Linked DNA regions of Mus musculus: all the other regions are linked to region 2. The links are chromatin loops, found by intact Hi-C in ENCODE. Cell type or tissue: heart. All regions are shown on one strand. Region 1 has its middle 14 kb from the start of Bcl2l10. Region 2 holds the start of LOC115487244 (a small nuclear RNA gene). Region 3 overlaps Tmod2 (tropomodulin 2).

Region 1 (2,500 bases), 110 kb after region 2:
ATTGTCTCAACTGGCCTTAGCTTGTATCAAGTTCAAAAAAAAAAAAAAAAAAAAAAAAAACCTCTAACCAGAACAACTGGACCACATAAAAGATAACTGATGACTTCATTGGGTATCTATGATTGGCAGGTACTTCAGGGGCTTCATAATGCCCTTCAGATAAAGTATCTTTGCCTCGGCATTGTCTGCCTGCCCATGCACTTAGCCCTGGCTCCATCCACACAGAAGGATTTCATAGGTGATGCCATATTTTCTCTTGTGTTCCCTCTGCCTGGGCTTCTTCACCCTTCAGGTTCCCCTCTGCCCTTCTTCACAAGCTCGATTGCCACTTCTGGCAGGAAGTCCTCTCTGACACGCTGGGCTTGGTGGCTCTTCCTATCTTCTCATGGCATCTATGTATAGTATAAGTTTGGCTACCCCCCAGTCCTCTGGTCAGGTCTTACTCCATTTTTCTTGCACAACTGCCAAGAAGCTAGTGGTTACCACACAGTTGGTGTTTACCCAGCCTCCAGCTGCCCACATACATAGATACTAACAGGCCAAGTGTCGCGCCATGAGCCCAGACATCTCTTGGGGCTTTCTGTAGGCCATGCTTAACAGTAGTGTAATTCCCTGGCCTCTGCATCTCTCCTGAGGTAATCCTGTATCAGATGTCTCCTCTGTCTCCTCATCTCTCAGGTGTGCACACCGGGAAGGGTAGCTGTGAGGCTGGCTCTTCTGGTTAGATTGCTAACCTTCCAAGGGTAGGCACCTGCCTTCTCCCTGGCTAGCTGGGCCCAACTCTTGCTGTAGTTTTACTGATTTTAGGGAAAATGGGCTTTTATACTTTTAGTAACCAGTGAGACAGGCATTGGATATCAAAAGCTTTCGAACCACTCTTACTAAAGTTAGGTGTGTCCGGCAATTATGCAAGATTCACCCTTCACACTGTACAGCTCCTCTGTCCCATTTGAAGGCCAGGCGCCCCCTGGTGGAAGAACACAGTCTGTTCTGAAAAAAACCAGGCAAACTACACCTGGCAGGGAGGCTTTCCGGGGACCACAAGGCTGATTACCGTTTTAATATGTGTAATAATATATATCATCTTGTTCCTGATAATAAACTGTGCTTTCTCACATCATAGAATTTAGCAATTGTAGTGAATTATGATAAGGGTCAATAAAGAAGTCACCACAATTCCCACCCTATACAGAGCCAAGCATGGAATTTTTAGTGTATTTTTTTCCCCAGTTCTTACTTTCTCATGTGTGTGTCTGTCTCTGTATGTGTGTGTCTTGGTGTGTGTATATGTATGTATGTGTCTCTGTGTATGTGCACATATGTGTTTCTCTCTTGTGTATATGTGTCTGTATTTCTGTATATGTTTATGTGCGTATCTGTTTTTCTGTGTATATGTGTGCATGTATGTATCTTTGTCTCTGTGTGTATATGTGTATGTATGTATATGTATTTGTATATGTATGTATATATATGAATGTATGTGTATGCAGATACATGTGTGTATATCTGTGTATGTATATATATATATATATGTGAATGTATGTGCATGTGTATGTGTATGTATGTGTATTCATATGTGTATTTGTGTTCATATGTGTATATATATGTATATATATATGATTGTATGTGTGTATATGTATGTGTATGCATATGTGTGTGTGTGCCAGAGATAGAGGTCATGTTCCTTGCCCTCTCACTTTGTTTATAAGGCAGGCTCTCACTGCCCTGGACCTTGCTGATTTGACTAGACTGACTGGCTGCAAGTCTCAAGGCTCCTCTGTCTCCACCTCCTCAGGGCTGAGATGACAGGCATACAAACTCAGGTTCTCCTGCTTGCAAGGCCAGCCCTTTAATGACTGGGTTATCACTCCAACCCCTTGGTTCTTTTTCTATGAAAATACAAGAAGTTGGCTGTACACTACTCTATTGCAAGGTGTACACCACCCTCTTGCAATGCACTCAATAAAATAGTCTCAAAGGAAATACAGGAAATATACAAGCAATTCACATAGGTGTCTGAATGCAGCACCGACATTAACCTACAAGTTTAAAGTTGAGATGACTCCTCCATGGACCACTGAGCCGATGGCCTGGAAGCCTGTTGCCCCAGTTGGTCTGAAACTTGCCCTCACCTGCCTTAGAGCATCTACTGCTGTGACAAAACACCATGACCATAAACAAATCAAGGAAAGGGGTTTATTTTAGTTGTAGTGTAACTACAACTCTCAGGTCATATTCTATCACAGGGGGAAGTCAGGGCAGGATCCTGGAGGCAGGAGCTGGAGCAGAGACTGGAGGGATGCTGCTTTCTGACCTGCTTCTCCTTGATTGCTCAGCCGGCTTTCTCATGCTACTCAGAATCTCCTTGCTAGGGTTGGTTGGCTCCACCCATAGTGAACTGGACACATCAGTCACCCATCAAGAAAACTGGCTTGCCCACAGGCTAGTCTAGAGGGAGCATCTTCTCAGTTGAGATACCCTCTTCCTAAATGACCCTAGA
Region 2 (2,500 bases):
ACACACACACACACACACACGTTGCCTTGGAAAGGATGGAGGCAACAGAAGGGCTCTTAAACCTTTCAGCTCACCCACAAAATACACGGGAACTTAAATTCTAAGTTAAGAAAAGGGGTGGGATGGTTAGTCAGGACTTTTTCTTTAAAAAGGAAAAAGGTTACCATACTTTTAAAGATTAAAATTAGTGGCTGGAGAGACGGCCCCTGTCGTTAAGTGCGTATGCGGCTCCTGCAGAGGACCCAAGTTCCGTTCCCAGGACCCATGTCAGACATCTCACAACCACCTGTAACTCCTGCTCTAGGGGATCTTACGCCCCCTTCTGGCCATCTCAGGTGCCCCCCTCCCCCACGGTACATATACACAAACACACATAAATAAAAATGTTTCACTTTTTTATGTTTTGTTCATTTTACATGTATTTTTTAAAAGTATAGGGCTAGGGCTGGAGAGATGGCTCAGTGGTTAAGAGCACCGGCTGCTCTTCCAGAGGTCCTGAGCTAAATTCCCAGCAACCACATGGTGGCTCACATCCATTTGAATGGGATCTGGTGCCCTCTTCTGGCACACAAGTATACACGAAGATAGAACACTCATATACATGAATAAGTAAATCTTTAAAAATAAAATCTTTTTTAAAAAAAGTATATATGACTTAGTGTAATTATTCAAGCATGTTGAATTGTAACCCTACACATGAATTCATATCCACACAGAATCTGAGAGTGTGACTATTGTAGATTGCCCTTGTGCTGTTTGTATTTTGATGCTAATTCTGTTTCCCCCTGAGGGGCTGCCTTGGATGAGGACATACTGGGGTGACTTTATGGGAACCTTCTCCCCATTTTTTAACTGGTAAAATAAAGGCTAAAGCTGTAAGTTTTAGAGAGGGGGGAAAAGGAAGAGACAGGAGGCAGGAGAGAGACAAGATAGAACCAGAAGAGGATGGAGCTGAGCCAAATGGTCTGGAGAAGCTGCAGGTAGCCAGGGATTTCATAGTTGGGCGATAAGCAGTGTAGGGTACATTTGCCCGATCTAGGTATGCAGCTTGTATTTATATCAATTGAGTTTTGTTATTTTCTGTGTGGGCATTTTGGGTTTGGAGATTTACCATTATAAATGTGGGTGGTTATTACAAGTCTCTAGTGTTATCATTTTACTGGGCTAAGGGGAGCTGAGTGAGTGGTAGCTGGCTTTCTGCAGGCAAGTCACAGTGGGTGGATGGCTTGGGAAGTGTGAGCAGCTTGGCAGCAAGTTGGCCATGGGAGCCATGGGGGGTGGGCAAGACTGCTGTTGCTGGTGTATAGCTGGTTTAGCATGGATCATGTTATTAAAAAAACAACAACAACAACAACTACACAATATACGTGACCTTATTTGGGATAGGTTTCTGCAAAAATAATCAGTTAAAATGAGGTGATGCTGGATTTAACTTGGTCCTGGGAGTAGTGATTCTTTGTTATTGCCAACAGAGTGCAGTAGAGAGGCACAAAAGTGTACAAGAAAGTAAGCTATGTTGACATACTGCCACAGCCAACAAATTCAGGAAAAGGAAGGAAGGGTCCTTGGGAAGGAGTATGGCCACACAGTCTCCTCAATTTCAGTCCTACAGACTACCCACGAGTCTGAGGAGAATCATCGCTACTGCTTTTCAACGTTCTTTAACTGCTGAGCCATCTCTCCAGTCCAGGCTTTACTGCTTGAAGCCAACCACCCTGTGATCCTCTTAAGGTGACCTAGGAAACGGATCTTTGTGTGGAATGAGAGAATGGTTGGCAAAGAGCAAAGAAATCCACCAAACCTGGACTCTCTAAAATGCCTGCAAAGTCAGCTTGCTTTTTAAATTTTTTTCTGGGAAAAGCAGTTTTCTTAAGCATAGGGACTTGCCTTAAATGTTTTATTACAATCAAAATTTCACAAACAGATCAATTAATCTCAATCAAAATAACTCATGTTTACATTGTATTTATAGACAAGCTGTACAATAAATATATAAAACGCATTCACAGTTTGTAGCTCAGTCATCTTCTTCTTCTTCTTCATCACTGATCACATACTTCTTATGCTTTTTATTCGCTTTGTCATCGTCTTCCGCTTTCCTCTTTCCAGAAGATTCACCTTCCTGAACAGATAAAAACATTTACAGTCTGAAAGTTAGAACATTTCTAGGGAAGTTTATCAAAATAGCTGAGTTGAATGACTCATTACTAAAGTAACTTTAAATATCTTGCAGTTGCTCGTTTCAGCAGCAACAGCACGTGTACTAAAATTGGAATGCTGCAGACAAGATTAGCTTGGTCCCTGGGCAAAGATGACACATAAGTAGTGAAGTGTTCCATATTTCTAAAAAAGAAAAAGAGTGCGAGGCATGGCGGTGCGGGGCATGGCGGGGCATGCCTTTGATTCCAGCACTTGGAAATACAGGAGGCTGGGACAGAGGCAGGAGGATATCTGTGAGGTACAAACAAGCCTGGTCTACAGAGTGAGTTCCAGCCCAGCC
Region 3 (2,500 bases), 120 kb before region 2:
TGGTTCAGGCTCTGTATCCTCCATTACTGTGAGTCCTTGCTAGGGTCACTATCTTAGTTAGGGGTTTACTGCTGTGAACAGACACCATGACCAAGGCAACTCTTAGAAAAACACATTTAGTTGGGGCTGGCTTACAGGTTCAGAGGTTCAGTCCATTATCATCAAGGGGGGAGCATTGCAGCATCCAGGCAGGCATGGTGCAGGAGGAGCTGAGAATTCTACATCTTCACCTGAAGGCTGCTAACAGAATACTGACTTCCAGGCAGCTAAGATGAGGGTCTTAAAGCCCATTCCCAGTGACACACCTACTCCAGCAAGGCCACACCCTCTCCAACAAGGCCACACCTACTCCAACAGGGCCACACGGTCTAATAGTGCCACTCCCTGAGCCAAGCATATACAAGCCATCACAGTCACCCTCATAGGTTCTAGGAAGTTTCCACTGTAACAGTTTCCACTGTTTCCAATTTCCACATTGCCCCCAGTTCCAGTTATCTCTCCCCTTACTCTTTCTCTCCATCCCTCACCCCGACCTGATCCCTCCTGTTTCTAACTATGTGTATAGGTGTCCTATGTGAGTACATGCGCATGAGTGAAGTTGCCTGGGGAGGTCAAGGACGATAGTGGATCCTGGAGCTGGAATTACAGGCAGTTGTGAGCTAATCAGCTTGGATGCTAGGAACTGAATTCAGGTCCTCTGCAAGAGTAGCAAAGTACTGTTCACTGATGAGCCATCTCTCCAGCCCCGATTATATTATGTTTATAGAATGTGCATTATGTGTTACGTCATTGGCTACTGGAATTTCATGATCTCACTTGCTCGTCAGTGAGAGTTGAGATTTAGTTGCTGTGGTCGATCAGCTTAGCCATCATGCAGCCAGGCTCATGCCCAGTGCTGTCCTTTGCTGCTTGCTGCTTACATCTACAGTGACAGGTGATTTGTGTATGTGATTTGTAAGAAAGAGCCCACATATATACCCAAGCATGGAAGACACTCATAAAATACAATTAACAAATCTAAACATAAAAAGAAAAGAATACAAACACATGTATTAGCTCATACCTTGAGTCCAAAGGATCCGCTCCCAGCATGGCACTTCCATGTGGCTGTGTGCAAGAGACCTCGCTTTGTAGAGGTGGAAGCAGGGAATCACCGTGAGTTCAGGAGAGCTTTGACAACCTGGTGAAATTGAGGCCAGATTGAAGCCGGCCTGGGTTCCAGGAGACCCAGTTAAGATCCATCCAGTGTTCACTGAGGATGTTATAGTAAGAGACAAACACTGACCACATGTTGGCAGCATAGGTGGTTAGCCCCGAGTGGTGATGGAATTGTAGGAAAGGAAAAATGTGAAGCTGCCTAGGAGAACTCATAAACCAAAGAGGAAATCATTCAGGCGGCTCTTCAGAGGTGGAGAAGACGACAACAGGTGTTTTCAGACCAAGGAGAAAAGCATATCTGAAGGGTATGTGTGTGAGAGACGATGATTGTTAGCCTGCCCTAGGATATAGGGCAGAAGGGGGGAAAAGGAAAATCTTTTGAGTTACATTCCCTTATTGGGCACTAGGAGGCGCTGTTCTCTCAGAATAGCTTAGTTATCACACATGGACTTAAAAAAAATTTTTTTTAAAGATGTGTAATCAGCCATCTAAATACAGGTTATAGTCAAAAGTTGCAGGGGGCTTGCTGATGGTGGAGCTCAGTAGCAGAGCGCATGCTTAGGACATTGAGACCTTGGGTCCAATCAAAACTGAAAACAACTGAGGGTGAGTGGGAGCGCAGTGTGAATGGTTTCTAACTAACCCTGTTTTCTGTGCTTAGAACATTCCAATTCCAACCCTGAAGGAATTTGCAAAGTCTCTGGAGACCAACACCCATGTGAAGAAGTTCAGCCTGGCTGCAACCCGCAGCAATGACCCTGTGGCCCTTGTAAGTGAGACTTGAAACACAATATGACGTCATTTAATTCCCTGGCAACTCTTTATTTTTAGTTTTTTTTTCTTATTGTTTAAGATTAGCTTTCTGTTGTTTTGAGATAGGAGTCTTGCTGTGTAGCCTGCATTTTGAACCCACCATGGATCTTGGACTAATCTTGAATTCCCAGTAATCCTCTTGCCTCAGCTTGCCTAGTGCTAAAATTTCAGGCATGAAATCACCATTCCTCGATAATTTATTTTATCAATTGAAAGTCTTAGATCTGGTCAACTTAATCTAACAAATTTACGGTCCTGAGGCACAGGCTAAGAACCTACACTACAGACGCATTGGTTTAAGTGGATTCTTGACAGCGCTGTGCTTTCCAAACAAGACAGGCGTCTTGGCATTTAACTAAATAAATATTTAGAGTTTGTTCTGTGTTGAGAAAAACGATTCTGCAACTTTCCCTCCTACAGTAACTTTCTGTAACCGTCATTAGATATTATGATGCCTCCCCCAAACTTGCTTGAACTTGGCACATATAAAAACGTCAGAGTGTGTTTTGTCTTAATCTGTATGTGCATT

Evidence for each region. Peaks named below come from ENCODE experiments on the same cell type or tissue, not always from the same donor. Only the 100,000 strongest peaks of a DNase experiment are listed, where the experiment ranks them.
Region 1: a loop joins it to region 2, with 8 times the contacts of the local background. A loop is called at or near these places in 2 of 42 quality-filtered maps.
Region 3: it touches region 2 in a loop (4-fold over the local background); 7 of 42 quality-filtered maps call a loop at or near these places.

The regions. Positions count from the first base shown.
Region 1 is chr9:75,360,354-75,362,853 of GRCm38, reverse strand. No RefSeq gene overlaps it. Among named protein-coding and RNA genes, the nearest start is that of Bcl2l10, 14 kb to the right of the region's middle. In heart, a CTCF peak has its summit at 966 (motif pointing left); a DNase peak (open chromatin) is centred at 943.
Region 2 is chr9:75,465,816-75,468,315 of GRCm38, reverse strand. Leo1 (Leo1, Paf1/RNA polymerase II complex component) reads right to left here. Exons shown (of 12, transcript NM_001039522.1): 12 at 1,884-2,122. The coding sequence ends at 2,018. LOC115487244 (a small nuclear RNA gene) reads left to right here and starts at 2,234; the gene lies at 2,234-2,345. In heart, CTCF peaks have their summits at 554 (motif pointing left) and 1,455; no DNase peak of the experiment used is centred here.
Region 3 is chr9:75,581,257-75,583,756 of GRCm38, reverse strand. It overlaps Tmod2 (tropomodulin 2), which reads left to right. Exons shown (of 10, transcript NM_016711.3): 7 at 1,820-1,927. Among named protein-coding and RNA genes, the nearest start is that of Tmod3, 23 kb to the right of the region's middle. In heart, a CTCF peak has its summit at 1,558 (motif pointing right); a DNase peak (open chromatin) is centred at 1,866.